Regions from separate parts of the Homo sapiens genome. Here all the other regions are linked to region 3. Evidence: chromatin loops called from intact Hi-C (ENCODE). Cell type or tissue: PC-3. All regions are shown on one strand.

Region 1 (8,000 bases), 210 kb before region 3:
TACTGATAAAGAGAACAAGAAAAGAATAGTTAGGCAGCCTGAAAGGGAATAAACAGTATCTGTAAATTCCTCAGGCCATATAGAATTTTTCTATATAATCTTTGCAGACTGTTCGAAAACGGATATAAAATTGTCAGGGAACAAGTTCTGAAACAGATTTCTTCATTTGAGCTGTTCCTTTAGATGCACCCCTATATGACAGATGAGAAACAGCAAAGCTGAAAGTATTATTTGCTGATAAGAACCTGACCACTGAAACAGGCTTTCCAATGCTTTGTGTCGTTCTCTATTGAGAGTCATATCAGGACAACCTGCGAGTTATGGCTTCCTTCTATAGTGAGTGAGCACATCAGTTTCTTTTGGGAAGACAAGTTTTACTTTGAAAAAGTCTCCACCTTCCAACCGCAGCTAGTTGATGACAACTCCTTTAAGAAAACTCTCAAAAGATGATGGCATTGCCTAATCTTGCTTGCAGTTTTTAAGAAAATACTTGGCCTGGCGCAGTGGCTCACGCCTGTAATCCCAGCACTTTTGGAGGCCGAGGCGGGCGGATCACGAGGTCAGGAGATCGAGATCATCCTGGCTAGCACGGTGAAACCCGGTCTTTACTAAAAATACAAAAAATTAGCCGGGCATGTTGGCGGCGCCTGTAGTCCCAGCTACTCAGGAGGCTGAGGCAGGAGAATGGCCTGAACCCGGGAAGCGGAGCTTGCAGTGAGCCGAGATCGCGCCACTGCACTCCAGCCTGGGCGACAGAGCGAGACTCCGTCCCACCGTCCCAAAAAAAAAAAAAAAAAAAAAGAAAGAAAATACTTAAGATAACGAGGGATGCTCTCCAATTTACGTAGTAATTTATATGGCAAAGGAGCTTTAAAACTCCTTCATAAAATTAATGCTAAGATTAAAAGAAACTGATTAGATTTGCAACTTTTAAGGATTAGCATTTATTATTGAAGTTTTGTTGAGCCTAATTCATAGTCTAACTTCCTTTTTTGTACTTAAAATTTTTTTTGTTTTATATGAGTGCCAGGGATGAATAAATATCTCAACAATACGTAAGCATAATGGGATAGGTTTTTATTTTTAGTACCCTCTCATTCCACGTGGCAGGGTATTCTAGATAGGGAAAATGTTCAAATGTATAAAAATGTCTTGAAGATGTTAACCCCGCAATATTTTTATCTTCTTTTCCATTGTCTGCCCAATCAATACAAAAGCACCTAGTTTTCACTGCACGGCCAATATCAGCAAACACTACTATCAGGAAACTTAACTGTAACAAGTATCACAGCTAATCTTCAAGAACAGGAAATAATTAAGTCAGACACAGACAAAATAAAAATGACAGATGCATTCACAGCTTGCACCTCAATTCTTCAGGATGCCTCAAACCTCCAATGTGAATTAATTTTTTGTCGTAATGAACCATATCTCAGATTCAGAACCATGAGAGTTTTCATTCTGTATCATGTATCACCGTCTAGAAAACACAAGCTCATTGGGTTCTCCCAGCTGTGTCAGGGGAGGAAGTGTCCTCTCCATTTTGCATCTAAGGAAGAGGAGGAGCTGAGGGGTTACAGGCTTACTCAACGTAATGCAGCTAATAAGTGGTGATATGTATGCAGAATCTGTGTTTCAGTCCCATTTTTCCCTACATATATCTGGACAGAATTTCTACATCTCTGCAAATATTAAAGATGCCTACATTGACCAGGATTTTTATGAGCCCCTAAGTGAATTTGGGAGGGGGTAATAAATTACTAATAAAATTAATATATCTCTTTTCTTTTTTTCCCTGTCTGCCTCTCTCTCTCTTTCAATGCATACATACAAATATGTACATAAATAAACATGTATATATATTCTTCTTCTAAAGTCCTTCTCCTTCTTTCCTCCTCAAACTCCTATTAGTGACCTCAATACCTGCAGCCCCAAAAGAAAACACATTTTGACAAACTAGTCTTCTCTGCTTTCATTGAATGATATGTACGTGCACATACGATACAGACAAATATGCACACTTTTTTGTTATTATTTTCCAAAAAAGACATATATGTGCTTTTCTTGAGCTTTTCTTTTTCAGTCAGCAATACCATATGGAACACAATTCACTCATAGATCCCACCTCTTGATGGTAATCGCTCAATTCCATTTTTTTTTTGTTACTGCAAACATTGTCACAATAAACATTTTTGTACACATATCATATGCTGCTGCTTCTATTTATGGGAGGTAGACTCATAGGAGTAAGAATGCTCAGCCAAAGTTTATGAAAATTATTACTGTTACTACATTTTCCAGTCTACTTCTTTAAAATACTAAAACTCTAATTTTCTACCAGCAATATATGAGAAATGGCAGTTTCTCTTACCAAGACGTCTTTTACAATGATTCAAATTTACACCACGTAACTATTTGTATTATTATGCAAGCACATCCTAAAACATAACACCTTTACAAAGCTCCTGCACCTGTTCCACCAAGTAGGAGAAGAATCTGAGGCAAATCCCCATACTTTAGGCATTGTGACATTATGGCACCATTTTATGGAGGAAAGCCCACAGAAGCCCATGGGCATGATAGCTACATGGATCTCAGAGAGCAGGGGAATTTCATTAAGGTCCTGCAGCATCCAGGCTTGAATACTTGAAACTGACAGCAATGCTCTGGAATGCATTTCTCCCCTCTTATTCATCATCCAGTTACTTTTCATGCAGATCTCACAGGCTGGGATCTCCTGGCATTTTGCATGCATCTCAAAGATGGTTTCCATTACCCTTCTGGTCATGAAATTGTCATTCTGGACACGTGCCCTACACAACTAACACCAATCAAGAGTTTGTAAATATTTTAACATAACTCTGATGTTTTTTTCCTCAGTGGAAAATAGGCTTATGACATATGCCAGAGAAAAAGAAAAAGTTTTGTAGAAAGTGTGAAGCAATCGGGTGTTGATTAGAAAAATTTTTATTGTTACCAAATCATCATAAACTCAATAATGACAACAAAGTCCAGAAAAAGTATTTCCATTATTCATAAACATTCTGCCTGGTATTTTTAAAAACAATCTGCACCTATTGCTTTATGATGTTCTAACTATCCTAGCTGAGATAATGCCCTCAAGGTAGGTACACAAAATTCTATAAATCTTTCTTGAATCATAATAATGAGATGGAAAAAAATCATATAGTCCTAGGGCTGGCTTCCATATAGAACTGTCATTTTACCTGCCTACATACTGAGATCAAATGATTATAAGTAAACTTTTATGCCTATTATATTTTTAATACCATTTTTAAACATCTTCATAACTTCCTAATCATTTATACAGATTACTAATATTGTCAGGAAAGGCTTCAATGAATCCCTAATGCCATAGCCCTCAGAATTCAGATGGCTAATGTATGCTCCCTGAGAAGAAGTGAAGTAGAAGGAAGTAAACTATTTTTAGTTGAGCATCTACAATATATGATATTTTGATGCCCTCTCATCTTTAGGGTGAAAAATATCACAGTGCTTTAATATTTTAACATAAATCAAACTATTCTGTTTATTATTGAGGCTAATGATTCATCTCCATTTCATTGTAAAGCCTGGAATTGGAGCATTATTATATTTAGTAAATATTCAAGGGTCTTGAGTTGTAAATCTAGGTTTCCTTTAGTCCTTTTTGTAAATGTAACTGGGTATTGTAGATGTTACTGGGTATAAAGCTCCATAATTTTAATAACATTAGTACCCCAATGAAATTAACATATCGTAACTAACTTTTAAAGTGTGTTATTTAGCAAGGTTATTTGTAGAACTTTCCTGCAACTAGTGATTTTTACCCAGGTGGGTTAGCACCAGACCACCTAAAAGAAATCATAGGTCTTGAGATGTGAGTTAAGTTTTGGCAAATTTACAGGTGGAATGGAAAAGTAAGAATTAAATAGATCTATCTCTCTTTCATGGAGAGAAACTGCCTCTCCATTTGCTTCTCTAGTATATTCGCTATTCTCACCCGGTTTTTTGTATTGCCTGTACCTAACAAAACCAAGATATTTATGTTTTTAATTAATAGATTTCATTATAAAGCATCATTGTAGTGCCAACCGTCATAATCTTAAACACTAAGGTAGTTTAATTAGTATGTTCCAAAGTGAATAGTATATAACAATTTTGAGAACTTAAACCCATTAAAATATAATTTTTGTCACTTGTGAATAATGTCCCTTTCACAGAATATTCAGATTAAATCAGAATGTTGTTTTTAAATATAGTTTACTGGCCTTAAACCATAAATAATTCGGAATACCACTTAATGTGATTCTGTTTTTATGATATCATCAGGCACAAGCTGTCCATGAAGAGAAAAGCATAGATTAGGACATTTATCTACTCCTGACTTCCTCTGTAGTACCCAGCTCTTCCTATCTAATATCAAAATGGAGACCCTCAAACAATTTTTTTCAGTTTTCTTAACAGATAAACTTCATTCACAGATTAGAGAGTAAAGTTTATTGCTATGAAAGTCTGTTCAGAGAGAATACTAGAAACAACTTCCTGTGCTTATGGCAAACTTCTCAGTCTGTACTTTGCAAGTAATTTGTGGACTAGTAGCTATTGTAGTTTTGTTCCCTCTGTCTGGCAAATAACCATTGTCCCCGTCTGTGACACACAGTCTTGATTTCACTTGTATCTAAAGGTATCTTGCTAAGTAAGAGATGAACCAGATAGTGTTTAATATCTGGATATAATCACAGTTTGGGGCCAGCTCATATAATGACTCACTCATAAAATCCACTATTAGGTGGCTACTTACGCAAATTAATGCCTAGTTTTTTTGAGAGGCAAAAGGTACATCAACATATGTTTACTCCCTCTAAGCTCTAGATTTCATGGACCTGCGAAATATTAGGTTATGCAAAAGTAATTGTGATATATATATATATATATATATATATATATATATGCATATGATGTTGTTTTGTTTGTTTAATATTAGGTTACCTAAATATATTGTAGTAAAAAGTATATGAATACCTCAATTCTAAGTTGTTTATGTATACTGTATATTGCATTGTTGTGACATTCATCAAAGTAAAAATAGATATTTATAACAAAATTGTAGCTAAAATAACATGAGGGATCCCAAGAAAAATAAATCTGTGGATCTACAGATGAATACAATCTCATGCCATGAGCAGCTTGTGTTTATAAAGAAGTCACACCACAAAGCATGACTACTTTTGTTTTTGGTACATTTAAATAAAGTGGATGAAGTGGAAATTATGAAAGTCAAGTTTAAATTTCAGTAAAAAGCCCTTATTAACAAATCTTCACTTGAAAAATTAATTTAAACTTGGCTGGAATGTACAAGATTGTATGTCTTACATTAGGTAAATTATTGGCAACAACAGGAAGTAAGAATGACAACATTTCACTAAAATGCCCGGAATGATTATGACCACTAAAAGAGGACTACTATGTCAGAATTTACTTAATGTTATCACTAAAAAATCTGAGGAAGATAAGAGGAGACATATTCTTGCATTCACACGTGAATGCCTGGTAATATGTTGTACACGATCACAAATATTTCCACATTTAACTCTCTCCTTCCTTATACACAAAGGGGCCCAGTATAATACTCTGAGATAGCTGAAATCAGTCCTCCACATCCTGTGACCCTCCCTTATTCATTGTACTATTCTAGGTGTTATCTCTGGCCCCAACTACCCTTGTTAACCTAGGTTACACGCAGCTTAATGTAAGGTGAAAGTCATTCACAAAAGTTGAAAACTATGGCTTCTATTATGCAGAAGTGACAAAGCTAAATGAGAAGTTAATAAGTACACCCTCAAAAAATGTGTTCATCAGAAAAGCAGAGTGAAACAATCTCCTGCTAAACACAATTTAAAATGCTTTTTTACTGAAGAATATATAAAACATTTTATATGCTATAGGGAACTGTGATCTCTAAGAGGTATATGGTAGGCAATGTAAATAAATTCATTTGATAATAGATCTTTTCTTTTTTCAATTAAGCCCTTATTATCACATTCTGAGTATTTTTCCTATGGAACCCATGAAACTCAGTTTAAAGACTGATAAAGGAAAGGGAAAAAGCCTAATGTGAGATTTGTGATAACAGCCTCTTGGTAAAGATGAGCATTTTTCACGTGGAGGGCAAATACAAATGACTTATGATCATACCATACTGATCATTTCAAGGTACCTGTATGTAATACCTGTTCAACAGAGGGAGCAAAAAGTAAGAGTGAGCTCGCATGACAGCAAAGCAACACCAAGACAGAGGTTAGAGGAATAAGGAGCCCTGGGTGCAAAATATGGGGTGGCATACACTTGCACAGCCCTCACAGTATGGATCCTTTTAAATTTTGTGCCAGAGGCACCTCACTGTCCTCACCACCACTCAGCCCTTCGGAAAAAATGGACCACCTTACTTCATTCCTATGGCAGTTTTGCCTACCAAACCTCAAACTCTACTATAATATGTTGTAATGAATCTTAACAATTTAAATACTAAAAAAAAATTTAAAAAACAAAAATTTAAATTTAAATATTTTAAAAATTGCATATATATGCTCTTTGAAAAAAATTCAAAAAATATAGAAATACATAAAATAAAAAGTGAGGTTCTCTTAACCCCACAGTTCTACTCCTAGATATATTTCCAAGAGAATTAAACACACATTTACTTAAAAATTTGTACATGAGGGCTGGACACAGTGGCTCACACCTGTAATCCCAGCACCTTGGGAGTCCGAGGCAGGTGGATCACGAGGTCAGGAGTTTGAGACCAGCCTGGCCAAAATAGGGAAGCCAGCCTTCACTATTCAAAATAGGGAAGCCAGCCTTCACTATTCAAAATAGGGAAGCCAGCCTTCACTATTCAAAATAGTGACTATCTACTAAAAATACAAAAAATTAGCCGGGCGTGGTGGCAGATGCCTGTAATTCCAGCTACTCAGGTGGCTGAGGCAGGACAATTGGTTGAACTCGGGAGGCAGAGGTTGCAGTGAGTCAAGATCTCGCCATTGCACTCCAGCCTGGGAGATAAGAGTGAAACTCTGTCTCAAAACAAAACAAAACAAAACCTTGCACATGAGTGTTCATCACAGTATTATTCCTATTAGCCGAAAAGTAGAAACAAATCAAATGTCCATATTCATTTGCTTATGCATCAAATGCATAAACAAAATGTGGTATTATCCACCCAATGAAATCGTACCTAGCCCCAAAAAAGAATGACTTTATGATAGATGCTACAACACGCATGAAACTTGAAAACATTACACAAAGTGAAAAAAGACACAAAAAGCCACATATCATATAATTCCATTTGTATGAAATTTCCAAAATAAGAAAATCCACAGAAGTAGAAAGTAGACTAATATTTGCCAGGCATAGCGGATAGGGAAAATTGGGAGTTATTCCTAAGAGGAATAGGAGTTCTTGTTACAGTGATGGAATGTTCTCTAATTAGAAGGTTGCACAATATTGTGAATATATTATAAGACCAATCAGTTATACTTATTAAACTGGTGAAGCATATGCTATTGTGAAATATATCTAAATAATAAATTTTTAGAAGTTAAATAAAGTGTAAGTCTGTCCATCTTCTCTTACATAGCTAGAATTTACAGAGTACATGTTATATGCCTGGTATATTTGTAAATGCTTTACTGCATGAACTAATTTAATCTCAAAACAATCCTATTAGGCATTGTTTACAGATAAAGAAGTTGAAGTAGCAGGAGGGTAAAGTCATTGGTCCAAAGTCTGCTTCTTTTGTAAGTGGCAGAGCTGGGCTGACAAAATCAGGCAGTCTGGCTTCAAAGCTCATGCCGTCCACTAACTCTCCAGGAGTAACTACAATTAAAAGTTGGGATATACACTTCAAGATAATTTTCATTGAGGGAGTGCATGCACCCACCTGCATGAATGTGTGTAGAAGATAAAAATTATACACAGGGATGATACTGAGGGTCAGC
Region 2 (8,000 bases), 58 kb after region 3:
GGGAAACCATTTTATTTCTGTATTGATTGCTTACCTCTTATTATGGGCTGAATGTTTGTGTCCCCCCAAAATTTAAATGTTGAAACATAATTCATATTGTGCTAGTACTAAGAGGTGGAGCTTTTGGAGGTGTTTAGATAATGAAGGCTCCACTCTTATCAATAGAATTACTGCCCTTACAAAAGAGGTATGAGGAAGCTTATTGATACGGTTTGGCTGTGTCCCCACCCAAATCTTATCTTGAATTATAGTTCCCATAATTCCCACGTTGTGAGAGGGAGCTGGTGGGAGGTAATTGAATAATGGGGGCAGGTCTTTCCCCTGCTGTTCTCATGATAGTGAATAAGTCTCACAAGATCTGATGGTTTTATAAAGGGAATTTCCCCTGCACACGTGCTCTTGCATGCCACCATGTAAGATGTGACTTTGCTCCTCCTTGCTTTTGGTCATGATCGTGAGGCCTCCCCAGCCATGTGGAACTGTGAGTTCTCTCTTCTTTATAAATTACCCAGTCTCAGTTATGTCTTTATTCGCAGCATGAAAATGAACTAATACACTTATTCATTCCTCTAGCCATGTGAGGACACACAGAAGGTGATATCTATGAAAAACAGTCCCTCACCAGATGTGGGACCAGCTAGAACCTTTATTTTGGACTTCCCAACCTCCAGAACTGTGAACAATAAATCTGTTTATAAATTACCCACTCTAAGGTATTTTGCTATAACAGCCTGAATAGATGAAGTCACTTATAAGAAATGAGATATTTTAGACTTGAAAAATGATGATTCTCTCTGTGCTAAGCTTCTACATATCTCTAAAAAATTTTTCAATGTTATATAGGTTAATGTTTTATTCTTAATTTTGTTTATGATAATCATGTAGCATCATGATAGTCACTGTAGCATTATTAAATATAAAGCAGAATACAGTGTAGTTAGTGAAATAGCAAAACAGCTTAAAGTATGCTCAAATTTGAATCCATGTGAAACATGAAACAAATGAGTTGATGTTTTCGCTAAATCCTTACATACATACAGAATTATTTATTGACTTTTAGGTTCTCTAGATCTCTACTGTTGTTCATGGAGATAGATAATGTTAGCTGCTTTTCATATATAAAGAGACTTGAAGTTAAATGTGTCAAATCAACAAAAATGTACCAAATGTATATATATATACTTGTCATTTGGCGTTAAAACATTGAAACATGGATAATATGAAAATACGATTGCATATTAAGTTTCTATTAAATATATTTACATTCTAGTAGGAAAATTATTGAAGGGCCTGACAAGAGATTCTCTCTGAACCCAAGGAGTTTAAAATTGAAGCTGAGGAGAAAAGACAAACAGAAACAAATCTGCACCGAATCCTTCCAGTACCAATGTTAGATACATATTTCTATAACAAGTCAATTCCTACACAAATAACAGATTTAAGAACAAGAAAACCATTATCTTATTATTTATTTGTTTATTTTACTTTAAGTTCTGGGATACATGTACAGAACGTGCACGTTGGTTACATAGGTCTTCATGTGCCATGGTGGTTTGCTGCACCCATCAACCCATCATCTAGGTTTTAAGCCCCACATGCATTAGGTATTTGTCCTAATGCTCTCCCTCCCCTTTCCCCCCACCCCCTGACAGGCCCTGGCATGTGATGTTCCCCTCCCTGTGTCCATGTGTTCTCACTGCTCAACCCCCACTTATGAGTGAGAATATGCAGTGTTTGGTTTTCTGTTCCTGTGTTAGTTTGCTGAGAATAAAACCATTTTTTTATTAAGGAGAAAGAAATGGGCTAATTTGGGGAGGTGGTGGCTGTTAAGGTGAAGGTAACCAAGATCAGCATCAGAAAGCCTAAATCTTCAATTTGTGTTTTCTGTACTACAGAGAAGAGAATTTCAGCATGAAGATTACTTGAGAAAGCATAAAAAGGTAAAACAGCTGGAAACAACAATACAGATAATACAAAAATGATTATTATGTGATATGGTGTGAATGTACCCCCCAAAAATTCATATGTTGAAACTTAATCACTAATGTGATAGTTTTTAGAGGTGGGAACTTTAGGATGTGATTAAGTCATGAGGGTGGAGCCCTCATGAATGAGATTAGTTCCTTTATAAAACAGGTGTGAGGGAGCTGCCTACCGCCCTTTTACCCTTCTGTCCTTCTTGCCATGTGAGGATACAGCATCTCTTTCTTCTTGAGGATGCAACAGCAAGGTACCATCATGGAAGCAGAAAGCAGCTCTCACCAGAAACAAAACCTCTGGGTTCCTTGATCTTGGACTCCCCAGCCTCCACAAATGTGAGAAATAAATTTCTACTGTTTATAAATTACCCAGTCTGTGGTATTTTGTTGTAGCTGCACAGAGGGGCTAAGACATTACGTGCCAAGCACTACTTTGAATGTTTAACATATTAACTCATTTAATCCTTGCAACAGCTATTAGGTTGGTGCAAAAGTAACTGTGGTTTTCGCCAATTACTTTTGTACCAACCTAATATATGAAAGGTGGGCTAATGTTATCTCTATCACATATGTGATGAAAGAAACACGGAGAGCTTCAGTGAACTGGCCTAGGTCTTAAAACTTAAAAGTCACAGAATTGGTCACAGAACTGGGCAGTCTGTGTCCAGAATCAGCACTCTCCAATGTTATGCTATCTTTCTTCAAAAGCTGAACAAGGAGAAGAATGCACCCATTCAAATTATAACCCGAGGTACCCAAAGATGAAAAAATGGCAAATATTTCAGTTTCAGAGGAGGAAACTATGTTATGAAATACTCCAGAAAACAACATATATTTAAGTGTATCATGCCCTTTAAATAAGGAGCGATATAATAATACAAAATGTGTACAGGAGAAATGTGGCCACCAACTAATCAGAATGGACTCTAGCTAGACTGGTGCAATCAGCTGAATATCAGCCTTCTTCAAACTATGGGAGAACAAGCTATTAGAGTACTGAGTTTAAATAGTAAATATTTCTATTTTGTCTTTATTGTAATGAACAAGCCCTGTCTTTAGCTCCTGCTGTGCACTTTTGGAGGGTCTTCCATATGGTTGCTCCTAAGTATTTTGGCATTTTCCCAACTGTTACAATTGGGTCAGTGGGGGGGATTGTATAGGAGTAATAAAACAAGGGTGACTGCAGCAGGGAGGAGTACGATTACTACACACATAACAGCTTATTGCCTCTCATGCGTTCAAGCACAGCTCTATGCCATTCATTACAACAGACAGCCAGGGCAAACTGCCATAGAGCTCACTCCAGAAAAGGCCCGGTCTTGAGTGCAGAGACTAAATCTTCTCACTTACATGTCTTCCTAATGTTTCCTTACTTCATCTTCCCATATCGAGAATAACTTGAGGAGAAGCAAAACAATTATATCTTGCATATTACTACGTCATTCTTAAGAAAGTTTTCTTGAACAGACTCTCAGCTAACTTTTAGCAGCAGCAGCAGCATTATCAGTGGCTATGAGGGCTTGGATATCTCAGGAGGGGAAAAATGGGAAAGGCTGGCCTGATTATCATAAATAATAATCCTTGAGACATGATTCATAAATCCAGAAGTGGCTAATAATATTGACATTATTGTTATAGTGTCAATATTATTAGCCACTTCTGGATTTCTTCCATATCAGAGATAATATTTATGAAAAAAAAAATGCTACCATTATTTTTATCCTGTGGAAGGCAGTGTTGCTTTAAACAGTAGAGACTATATACAGGTACGCACGCATAGGTTGTATTTTCCATTTTATACATGCAAGGATTCTTTAAATAATTCATTACATTTTTTCTTTAACATGATATGCAGTTTTTCACAAAAAGCCCAAATAAACGGCTGTGAGGAATTCTAATAGGATCACCGTATAGCCATGACACTTTATGATTCATGATTTACAAGAAATTAAGAAATAGAGCTGGAGACATTTAGACCAGCCTACAAATTTGTGTGTGTGTGTGTGTGTGTGTGTGTGTGTGTGTGTTTTAATGTTTCCAGGCAAGAACCTTAAACAAAAAGTGTAGCATTAAAAAACTTCCCTTCGTCCTCGAGACCCCCCCAACTCTAGACACTGGATCCCCGGAGACCCACGCTGGGTCGTCGGAGTCTGGAGCCGGGGGCGGCAGGTGAGCGGCTAGGGTCCTGCAGGGGTCTGCGCGGTGCGGGGGAGGTCGCCGAGTCAGTCAGTGCCGAAAGGACCGCGAACTCCAGGGGCCAACAATCACCGGGTACGGAACTCAACGTTTCCGCCAGTTCCTGGATTACTCGAGTAAAAACAAACAAACAACAACAACAACAACAACAAAAATACTAACAGCAATGGGACCGTAATAAATCAACTCGGAGTGGGTACAGGCGGTTCCGGGACAACCCACACTTAGTCTAGGAGCCCGGAGATCCCTCATCCAGCTTTCCCCGGGGCAAGGGGTGAAGCGCTAAGCAAGGCTGATCACTGTCCTCAATCATCACCCAACCCGCGCACAGAAGCCGTGGCCCCACGCTCTCCTATCCCCGCCAGCTCCAGACTCGCCCCGCTGCCAACTCCCGGTGCAGGAGGAACTGGCAGCCGCAGACGTGAGGAAAGCGGCCGCGGCTTCAAACTCCGTAGTGCGCAGGCGCCACACAACGCGCAGGCGCCGCCTAGAAGTGACTTCTCCAAAAAGTGTGTTAGTTCCCGGTCACCTGAGCTCCGGGTGACGCGGCTGCGGTAGCTGCGGATACAAGCCTTCCGCGGGTCCTGCCTGGCGACCCCGACCTCCTCCTGCTGTCTCTCCGCTCCGCCACCCCGAACCCGCCAAGGTCCTGTCCTTTTCCTCCTGTCCTTTGCCAGCGTTGGGCCGGACCGGGCCGAGCCGGGCCGCCCGGGCGCAGTCTTTAACCATGGCGTCCCTCTTCAAGAAGAAAACCGTGGATGGTGAGTTCCAGGCCGGGCTGAAGGGGCCCAGCTCTGCGTTTTCTCGGCGTCTTTCGAGGCCTGCTGGCCGCGATTCTGCCTACTGTCCCTGGAGGCGGGGCTGGATCAAGTGGTCCCACAGGTGACCGCCCTCGCGGCACCACTTCTCTGCCTCCCTCTTGCTTCTGACTCACCTCACCTTAGGCTCACCTAGGCAGTCTGGTTGCTTCCCTATCCTCACGATTCCCCCACCCTCGGGTTTTCCTCAGCAGGATCCTGAGCGTTTCGAGGAGGCTAGCTGGCCCTTGAGTGTCAATAAACTTGGAAATCTGATGGATTTCTTGTTGGTTTCCTCTGCTTCGATTGTTGCTCTTCAGTTGGGCGATATACTACTTGTAGGCATCCATACAGGAAACTGGCAGTCTCGGAATGGGGAGGGAGGGGATAACAGGCTCCAGTTAGGAAATGAAGTTGGGTCTGGGTCAGTTGCTTCTTTAAGAACACCCCATCAGTAAAGAGATGTGAAACAAATGCTTTTTTGATTAACCCCAGTAGAAAAATAAACCCAAGGGAAGTGCCCAGATTTAGTTTTCATAATGGATTTTTCTCCCTTATGATTATTTTTTGCCAACTAAAGAAAGAGATGGGGTATATATTGTCTTCATAGAAGTTTAACATGTAAAGATAATTGTGTTGTTTCCCGCATTTAGCTTAATATCATCTTAAGCGGGGAAAAAAGTGAATGTAAAGGAATGTACAAGTTTTATGGTGCTCATATGCGATGCCTATAATGTGTTTATATAACACTTGATGTTTTCATTGATTGCTACCAGGAATTAAATTCATTCAAGTTATTTAAAAATTGTGTTCCCCATTATATGTTTAGTCTAGGTTGTTGCTGGTTCAACCAAAGAATCACTTCTTTGTAAGGGTCTAATTCTGCCACAAAAGGAGCAGTGGTAGCTAGACAGTGATTGGTACAAATAGGGTGCTCAGTCCAGACCTGGACGTAACTCCTTCATTCCTTTGTGTTGACTATTCCAATGCCAGCAAAATTATTTTGGGGAGGATAACAAAGAAGTCATCTCTGCTCTGCTGCTGTACACTTCATTTCAACACATAATCTACTTTACCTCTAATTTATCAGATGACATAATACATTTTTCCTTACTCTGGGTGACTGAACATTTTTTTGATTTATTGACTTTTTATTAAGTACCATTTGCAATACCTGGAATAACTACCAACTTCGTATATTAGGTGATACAGTGATGTGAAATGGATTTTATGTGTGCTTTTCATGAGAATGCTGCTTAATCTTTAATATGGCACTTTATTTTTTCAGTGTTTTAGCTGCCACTGTTGTGAGCTTCACTTATTTTACAGTACTCCAGGGAGTGGGGGTGGGGGAACGATTTATTTTCTTTTTGCTTGAGTTTTATATAGTTACAGTTTTTTTTTGTTGTTTAGTTTTATATAGTGAGAATTTACTAAATGGAGAAAAAATGGTTTCATCTCCTTTACTGTGATGTTACAATTAGAGTTAATTTTTTTTTAACAATAAAAGCCAAGCATACTAGTTTTAATCGCCTAATACCTGTCAAATATTTTCAAAGACATAAATCTCAGTTCTGTGCTTCCTGGTGCTTTTGGAAATTTAGTGACTATTGTACTTGAAGTGTAGAGGAGAGAAAAAAAGACAATGGGGATGTGCAATGAGTGTTTAACTGTATACTCATTTGCAGTTAATTCTTCCAAGAAATAATGTTTTTGCTGAATAGACTTATTTGTAAAAGAGTCTTAAGGACTCTTGCTAGGAACTATGCCACTAAATTAACCATATGTGCAATTTCCAAATGTAAATTTGGCCAGCAGGTACATTTACTATAAACTACCAAGATGCATACTTGATGTTTTCTTATATTATTGTGTCAATTCCAGTCATTTACTGACATCTTAATAAATAGATCTGTATTTTCGTTATTTTGATATAGAGCTTTACTTTTTTTATTCCCTGTTTTATTGAAAGGAAGTTTTTTTTTGTTTTGTCTAAAAGGTGACAGCATTCTTCTTGGTAATGAGGCTGTATATTATGAATATGAAGTTTAATGTATTTTTATGTCTCTCAGATCGTTGGATTGATCATGAGCTCTTTTATTGTATGCTGACTTTTAAATCTGTTCCAGCAGTAATGAAATTCTGATATATAAGGGAAACATGTACCTGCCTATAGATCTGGGGAATAATTGAATCTTTTTTCCTGTTTGGATTGGCTGGAAGAGTTATATACTGTATCATTAAAGACTACTGCACATGTAAATTTAAAAGGAAGACAACATTACAGCACTTATTACTATTCAGAGTTATGTTTAATTCATTTTGACACAAAGATGAACAAGTCTCTGCGGTGTATACTTTGCTGTAGAAATTAATGAGAGGTATACCTCAAGAGAAGGGAAGGATTCTTTGGAATTTGAAATTACAGTTGAGTACTACTTGGTTTTTCTTTTACCTGTGTAAGGATATACATATATATAGTGTGTTATGTTTACCTACAGTGTTTATTTTCCCCCTTTGTAGATTAATAGTGACCTATTTAGGGAAGCTAATTATGAACCTGTAAATCAGGATCCCACTAGGACTTGTCACAAATGCACAACTAAACATGCTTAAAAGTGAAGTTCTTTAAACACTATATAATTTTTGTCTGTTAACCTCAGTAAAGACAAATTTGACTAAGCCAACACTGTGCTAAGCATTGTGCATGCCATGTCTTATTTCTCATAAAACATATAAGTACTCATATAACATCCTTATAAAATGAGAAAAGCAAAGGACTAAGTCGTGTGTTCAAGATCATACAGCTATTAAGTGTCAGAACTAGGACCTCATCCCTTTGAGTATTATTATTACTTTTTTCTTATTAGAGATTGATACATGACACAGTTTAATTTTGCTCTTATCAAGCACATGGAATTCTCAACTTTTGGTAGATACCATGCAACGTTTACATTCTTTCTGGAACCAGACTTTTCTTTCGGAATTAGTGGTAGAACTTTACTTTCTAATGGTGGTGGAACTGGAA
Region 3 (8,000 bases):
GTCTTCACATTGGTCCATTCTGCTTCTGCCAATCTTCCTAAACTTAGTTTGCTTTATGGAAATGTTCTGGCTCCTTCCCCAAATCAAACTTACCAATTCTATGACTTATTTTTTTAATACCCTACTCTTTTATAGAAAAAAATAAATTCTTCTGAGAATACTAACTAACACTACTGGTATATCACATTACCCTTCCCAAGAGATAAACGTATGAGACACAAGTAACATTTATGACGACATTATTTTTTGGAGAAGACTTCAGTGTTATAATCAAAAGTATACATAGAATGGTAGGATTTTTACAAATAATAATAGGATAGTAAAAAGATATTTTGTGTGAAACGATCTATTTTTCCTCCTTAAATTATTTTATATAGACTGCAAATTATTTTATACTTATTTTTTGACTTGGCCACAGCATCCGTACAATAATAGATAATAGATGTCTGATGTTTTTGTAAAAATAACTTAATACAGATATACTTTTTGGAGAAGGATGCTTGCACCTAACTTATTTAGCAATTATTTCTTAGGTTTCAATTTAATATTAGTATCTTCCCTCTTGATCAAAAGCAACTAAATTTAAAGTGGAAATACCTTCATTTTATTCTAGGAAGAACATATGGACCAAAATTTTTTGAGATTTAATCTCAGCTCTTTTACTTGCTGACTTCATGACAAGATTCTTGACCTTAACCTTTCCAATGTTCTGTTTCAATAGGAAAAATCCATATAACTTTTAGGGTTGCTGTAAAAATTAGAATGAGTTCTTTTATGTGAATACATTTAAAAATCATGAAGATCATGAAAGTTATTATTTTTATTATTATAACCAAGGTTTTAATATTATGCCTATTGTATCATTAATCAGTTTTCTTGTTGTTGTTTCTGTGATATTTTTTATTTAGAAAAAAATTGACCTTCCCTAGCTAAATTCCTTTTTTTCCTGTAACTTTTTAAAATTAAACTTTTAATTCTGGGATAATCATAGAATTATATATCCTGTTCAGTGAAATGTCTGTTTATTGATTTTGGCTTTTTCTAATTGGATTGCTTTTACTGCTGAATTTTGAAAGTTCTTGTGTTTCACATACCAGTTTGTTTTTTTTTTTTTCAGTCTGGTGCTTCTCTTTTCATCCTTTTAAAGTGTCTTTCGTAGAGAAAATGTTTTAAATTTTGATGAGGTTCAATGTACCAATCTTTTTTTACAGTTTATGTTTGGGTATTAAATCTAAGATGACTCTGCCTAGCTATAGATCCCAGTAATTTTCATCTATTTTTTTTCTAGTGTTTTATACTTTTCAATTTTACATTTAGGCCCATGGCTAATTTTGATTTCATTTTTGGTAAAAGGTGTGATTTTTAGGTTGAGATTCATTTCCTTGCCTATGGATGTCCAATTTCTCCAGTATAATTTGTTGAGAAGTCTATCCTTACTTCATTGGATTCTTTTGCACCTTTGGTGCAAGTCAGTTTGGCATATTTTTGTCTGTCTTTTTCAGTGTTCTCTATTCTTTTTATGTATCTATGTGTCTATCCTTCTGTTAGTACCACACAGTCTGGCAATAAGCCTTATGTATTAGGTAGATTAATTTCTCCCACTTTATTCTTCTTTTTAAAGATGATTTTAGCTAATCTAGACCCTGTGCCTTTTCCATGTAAATTTTACAAAGAATTTGTCTAAATGTATACAAAACTGCTGAGATTGTTACAGGAATTCTATTAAATGTATAAATCTATTTGGGAATAATAGACATCTTTATTATGTTGAGCTGTCCAATCCATGAACATAGTATGTCTCTTTGATTTGTTACCATAAAAAATTTTTTTTTACTTTCCTTGGAGTAATTATAAATGACACTGTATTTTAATTTTAGCTTCCTCATAGTAATTGTAGAACAGAGAAATGTGTGTTGACTTTTTATTCTGCAACTTTGTGGAACTCACTTGTTAGTTCTAGGAGCATTTTTTATAGTTCCTTTGGAATTTTCAATGTAGACAAACATGGCATCTGTAAATAAAGACAATTTTATTTCTTCTGTTCTAATCTGTGTATTTTTTATTCCTTTTTCTTGCTTTATTGCCATGATTAGATGTTCCAGTACTAAGTTGAGAGAGAGGTGAAAATGAACAGCCTTATCTTATTCACAATTTCAGAAGAAAACATTCAGTCTTTCTGTTAATCTATACTTAGATATCCATGGAGAATAAATATAAGAGTTTCTGTGTTATTTTCATTTCTGAATTAAGTATCTAAAAGCAAGACTGAGCCCCAAAACAGACAAGTGCATAAAGTCATGGAAAATGTAGAAAACAAAAACTGCATAACACAAAGCCCTAGCCAGGAGTTAGGGAGGGTATCAAGGAGAGAAGGTATCAAGACAGGTAAATTATAAATATTTACTGGTTTGCTTAAAGGAGAGAATGAAAATGAATCTAAATGTATTAATGATATTCTGAGTTTAAATTTGAGGCTAGCAGGCAAATTATGATGCTCTTAAATGTGGTAGTTAAATGTTAAATAGAAAACTGTTTTATATGTATGTAATTCTGGAATTCTGTATATATGTATAATTTATTTCAACCCTCTATAATTTTAAAAATTTGCTATTTTTAACTTAAAACACCCTATCTATATGTATATATACAGCATTCTACAGTTACAAACATTTGTATTTACACATGCCCCATTTTATAGAACAGTGAGGATTAAAAAATATTTTCTATATCTCTTATGTGAAACTCCACAAAAAGATATTCAAATATAGTCCTGCCAAATTTTACATAAAAGATGTGGTGAAATGAGTATGAGAATGCTTCAGTAAAGATACATCAAATCAAAATTTACTAATAAAAATAACACATATTCTCAGACACACTATAGAGGGAAACACATTAGATATCCTTGAAGTTTACAGCTGATTAGATCTGAAAATTTGATCTTGATGGAGATTGGTGAAATGATTTACTCTGGCTCATTTGCAAATGTATGTAATTTTCAGAAATGTAAGTTATCCTTTTTGCTTTAAAGAAATGTATTTTTAGTGTAGTCAGAATATCCCGATGCATAAAGTAAAAAATTATGCATATGCGAAATGAGACAGTCTCGGTCTCCTAGTTTTCCATTTGAATTAGACAAATAGGGATCTAGTAGGTAACATGTCTCCTGAAAATATGGTTACATTTTATAAGAGTGATTAAGTGGTCCAGTGCTCAAAGAATGAGATAACATTTTGAAATCAGCTAAGAATTCAAAGAACCCAGAAAACGTTGATGAGTGCTTTTCGAAAAACCTTATGAATAGGTTAGTTTCAATTTTCTGATTTCTACACGGAAAAAAAGAGACTGCTACTGCCATCTGTTGGTCAAATAAAACATCGTCAGCTCTGGTCAACTGATTGCCTTGCTGTTAGGCAAAACCTTTGAAAGCAGGCAAAACCTTTGAAAGCGTGCAAAGGAGTTGTAGTAACCCCAGTTTAGCTATCTCTGGATAAACCAGATTCTGTTAGAATATCAACTAAATATCAAACAAAAGGCTACTGTTAAAATAAACTTTCTGCCCAGTGCATTGTTCTTTCCTAGTGTTTTCTGTTTAAGAAAGGGAGGATGTTCACATCTTGACACGAAGGGATCTGCAAAAACAATGTAGCTCAGAACTGAAGTATCTGTGGGTCATTATGTTTTCATGTGTGTGTATTTGTATGCATATGCTGTGTGGGGTGTGTGTGTGTGGATGCAGGCGTGGGTGCGAGAGAGCAAGAGAGACAGACAAAGGGACAGGGAGGCACACAGGGACCGAGACAGGGAGGCAGAGAAAGAGATAAGTGGAAGAAAGGGATGGAGGATAAGAACATATGTAGTAGATATTCTACCTATAAGGCACAAGCAGTTTGAAAACACCCTTTCCATCATTCTAATGAGAGCATTATCTTCAGAAAATGACCATTAGCCAGGAGGCCAGAATTGTTCCTTGTTACTCAAGGTGTAGACCCCAGCAAACTGTATCAGCAGCACCTGGCTGCTTGTTAAGAATGCAGAACATCAGAGTCAATTCTAAAGTCAGAATCTAATTTAGAAATAGGTTTTTTTTTCAGATTCTTAATCTGCATTTTTAAGCAGAACATCATAGTCAACCCCAAAGTCGGAATCTAATTTAGAAATTGATTTTTCAGATTCCTAATCTGCATTTTTAAAAGATCTTCAGATGCACTTAATATAAGCACACATATATATATATATATATATATATTCACTTATGCTTAAGAAGATGTTCTAGTTTGATTTCATCAATGCATTGAAACAGATTGTTTGGCATAATTGTCTATTACATTCATTGATTCAAAAATGCACATTTTAAATTTATATGTAACATTTTTGAAAGTGTGATGTGTACTATAATCTATAGTGTCAGATAATTTATTTAGTAATAGTGGTTTTTATTTTACTTTAGTGGCATATAGCATAATGATGTGTCTTCAATTAAAGAAATGTTGAAATATAGTAAGCATCATTTTGTTAAACAGAGAAGTAATCCCGTGAGATGAAACATAGAACAGATAATAAAGAATAGCTAATATTTGCTGATTACTTATTATATTCTAGATGCTATGATAAGTGCATGCATTGTTATATTGAATCATGCGAGGCATTCTAATAAGCCACATTTTATAGACAGAAACTAGGGCCAGTTAAATAAACTTTCCATGTCACTGTATGAATTGTAAATATTAGATTCATATTTTTCATCATAAACTATTATTTTGGAAAGATGCTTAGTGAGTGCTTACCTTATCTTGCTGTGTTATTAAGGGCCAGCCTCCTAAGATATTAGAAAACACATGTGTCTTGAAAGTGTGGGGAAAAGCCATAGGAATTCTCTAGGAATATCTGTATTTGATAAAAAATTTTTTACACATCTATTCTTTTGTTAATGTTACACAAAGAAATGAGTGCTTTCTAAAGTAATACCATCCAGATTTTACCTCCTATCTTTCAGGCAAGTGCCATGGTATACAACTTTCATAAACTACATTGCTCAATGACAGCATCAATACCTCCAATTTGGGCATCCTCCAGGGAAATGGTCATAATCGTAATCACTATCAGTTGAGTACTCACTGTATCTCAGGTACTGTGATAAGCCCTTTGCATACGACAACATCCACATTATTATGTTCATTTTGCTATTATTATTTTAGCAGAGACGAAATCTCACTATGTTGCCCAGGCTGGTCTTGAACTCCTGGCCTCAAGCAATCCTTCCACCTTGGCCTACCAAAGTGCTGGGATTATAGGCATGAGCCATCAATTCCAGTCTATCATGTCAATTTTGAAGATGAGTGAAGAGATCTTAGAAGACTTGAGCTCTCAATGTTGTACAACCAGTAAATGGTGGAGCTGAAGCTTCCTAATTTGAATTCACATGGATGACTAGTAGGAGAGGTGAAGAAGCATTTATTAATAAAGTTGCTGCAAAGATAACAAAGCTGACAAAAAAGGTGCCTGATTTGCATGAGACAGTCTGATTTATGGTTTTTCTTCCAGGTTGTTAATGAGGGCCCCTTGCACTATCAACATTGTCCTGGCTTGAACAATAAAACATAGTTCATCTCCATGTAGTAAGCTAACCAGGATAATTCATAAACAATCAGAATTGGGCTTCATTCTTAGTGAGTTAGGGTATTTAGAAGTAGTGGGTTCCATTCAAGTTACTTTGTGTGCACCTCAAATAACTGGCTGCTGGATACTTAAATCAGAAGGATAAATAGAGAAGTATTTGCATGGCTTGGTCCAAATCATGTATACAAATGTGATTTCTAAGGAATAACAGCACCCTAAAGCTAGATCATCAGGGCAAGGACTTGCTTTGCTGACACCAGTTTAGAAATAAGCATATTTATTACACTATATAAATATTACTAATAAGAATGTTGATAATAACTCCCCATTAAAGGTTGCACTCACTGCGTGAAAGCCTACGCCTGCTGATACATTGCCCACAGGTTAAGTCAAGTTGATATAAATACTGTAGTGTGCCAACAGAGAAGAATAACACAAACACAAGTTCCAAACAATTATGGAAAAAAGCCATGTCGTATTGCACTAAGTATTTTAAAGGCTTTTTTACTGTAATAAAAACATACCATAGACATATATTGTTTTACAATATATATATTTTTTCACAATTGTAAAACTTATGTCATTCATCATTTTAATTGGTATGAGAGCATGACTGAGATCTGAGTAGAACAAATTGTCTCAGGTATGCTTAGAAGATCGGTTCAGCTTAAATTAAAAGGTGTTTTCATGCTGGGCAGATGCAGAGATCTCTTTGTTTTGATCAATTTATCTCTGCAACTCTAGAAACACCTCACATATTGTCATAATATTTCTCACTGTTATTTGAATGCATAGTGAAATAATATAGTTATCAAGTGACACTTTCAATGTGTTCATTTGTGAAATAATACTTTCAAAACACAAAAATAGTGTAATACCAACACAATATAAGTGACCAAAAAACAGAAGGATGAATAGGAATGGCAAACCAAAAGGAACTTCTTTATCTCCAAAAGGAAGTCTAAATTTTCTGATATTTTTCTTGTGGAATTTTAATTCTAAAATTGCAATAAAGAATCTTAGATTTAATGCCTCTAAATTTATTTTGGCAAAGTTTTTGCGTAGTCAAACTTCTATCAATATGAATAATTTAAAAGGCTTTATCTTCTCTCCTCAGTAGCATAAATTTTGCTATACTTCTTAAAAAGTTCTCTCTCACACATTGATAACATAACCATCATCTTCATATCTACTTTTTGGGGGGTTGAAAAATAAAAAAGGAATCTTAGACCAGTAGGAAATACAAGGGAAAAATCTAAATGATTTTCTGAAAGTTTTAGACTGTATAGTATAAAAACTGGGTTACTCCATCCCTAAGATGAATTCTTAGTCATGACTTTCATAGTTAATTTCTTACTCTTTCTACTTTTAACATGTAACTTCTTTTCTTTTTATGATTGTATTAATTAATAGGACTATTCGCCTGTTGATTTGTCCGTATTCCTATTGAATTTCTACAAACAGCTTTGTATTTCATGTGGTATTAATATATTTTTCCTGTTTGTATAAACACAGAAATTAGGAATAGTGAGAAAATTTCACACAGCCACACATAAAGCAAATAATTACAGCATACTTCACTCTGATATCATAATAACAGCTACTGTTTATTTGGGCCTATCATGTACCATACACTTTATAAATTATCTCAACAAAGCTGCAAATTATTATCATCATTGTACAAATTAAAAAATTAGGATTCAGAGAATTGGAATGATATGCTGAAAGCCACAGTGTGATGTTTGTATTTGAACTCTTATCTGTGTGGTGCAAAACTTGAACTTTTCTCACTATACTATTTTGTGGTAATTATCTAATCTATAACATTATCTATCTATCTAATCTAATGCCAACATTCTCTGTGCTGTTTCAGGCCCTAGGAAAGATAACGTGCTCAGACTAGTCACCACCAAAGAAAAAAAAAGCGGTATTTCTTTAAGGCAGAAGAGATCTAAACATGAGGACTAAATTAGGAAGATGGATTAGGGGGATAACAGTGGAGATACTATACATACTCCAATTACTTACAAACTATGTAGGGAAATGTAATTTTGCTTTAGAGATGTTACATATATTCTTTGAACTTTAATGAAAAAATCATTTATTCCTTTAGCGCAAAATAACCCTCCTAAATACTAATTGATATATTTATTGTTAATCTGTTAGGAAACCATACTTAATTGACGCCTATGCTCACCCCCCAGTTTATTCCATTTTATTCTTAGTTTTTCTTTTGAAAAGATACTCTTTACAGTAACTTAAACAATACCAACACAAACATTTTAAAGTCTTTCTACATGGAGATATTTGTTTCTTTACTGCTCCTTTTTCTATTTACGCGTCTTCTCCAAACATTTTTAAAAATCTATTGATTTTTTATA

The links. Peaks named below come from ENCODE experiments on the same cell type or tissue, not always from the same donor. Only the 100,000 strongest peaks of a DNase experiment are listed, where the experiment ranks them.
Region 1: a loop joins it to region 3, with 4 times the contacts of the local background. A loop is called at or near these places in 16 of 110 quality-filtered maps.
Region 2: it touches region 3 in a loop (4-fold over the local background); 4 of 110 quality-filtered maps call a loop at or near these places.

The regions. Positions count from the first base shown.
Region 1 is chr3:86,956,013-86,964,012 of GRCh38, forward strand. All of the region lies in intron 3 of VGLL3 (vestigial like family member 3), which reads right to left. Among named protein-coding and RNA genes, the nearest start is that of VGLL3, 31 kb to the right of the region's middle. In PC-3, no CTCF peak of the experiment used is centred here; DNase peaks (open chromatin) are centred at 2,679 and 4,709; H3K27ac peaks cover 976 bases.
Region 2 is chr3:87,222,621-87,230,620 of GRCh38, forward strand. It overlaps CHMP2B (charged multivesicular body protein 2B), which reads left to right and starts at 4,689. Exons shown (of 6, transcript NM_014043.4): 1 at 4,689-4,936. The coding sequence starts at 4,903. It overlaps MIR4795 (microRNA 4795), which reads right to left and starts at 3,657; the gene lies at 3,569-3,657. RefSeq lists enhancers at 4,141-4,280, 4,391-4,450, 4,541-4,590, 4,641-4,710, 4,781-4,900. In PC-3, no CTCF peak of the experiment used is centred here; DNase peaks (open chromatin) are centred at 4,631, 5,111 and 5,931; H3K4me3 peaks cover 4,791 bases; H3K27ac peaks cover 1,974 bases.
Region 3 is chr3:87,164,706-87,172,705 of GRCh38, forward strand. No RefSeq gene overlaps it. Among named protein-coding and RNA genes, the nearest start is that of MIR4795, 58 kb to the right of the region's middle. In PC-3, CTCF peaks have their summits at 3,362 (motif pointing left) and 3,561; a DNase peak (open chromatin) is centred at 3,366; H3K4me3 peaks cover 814 bases.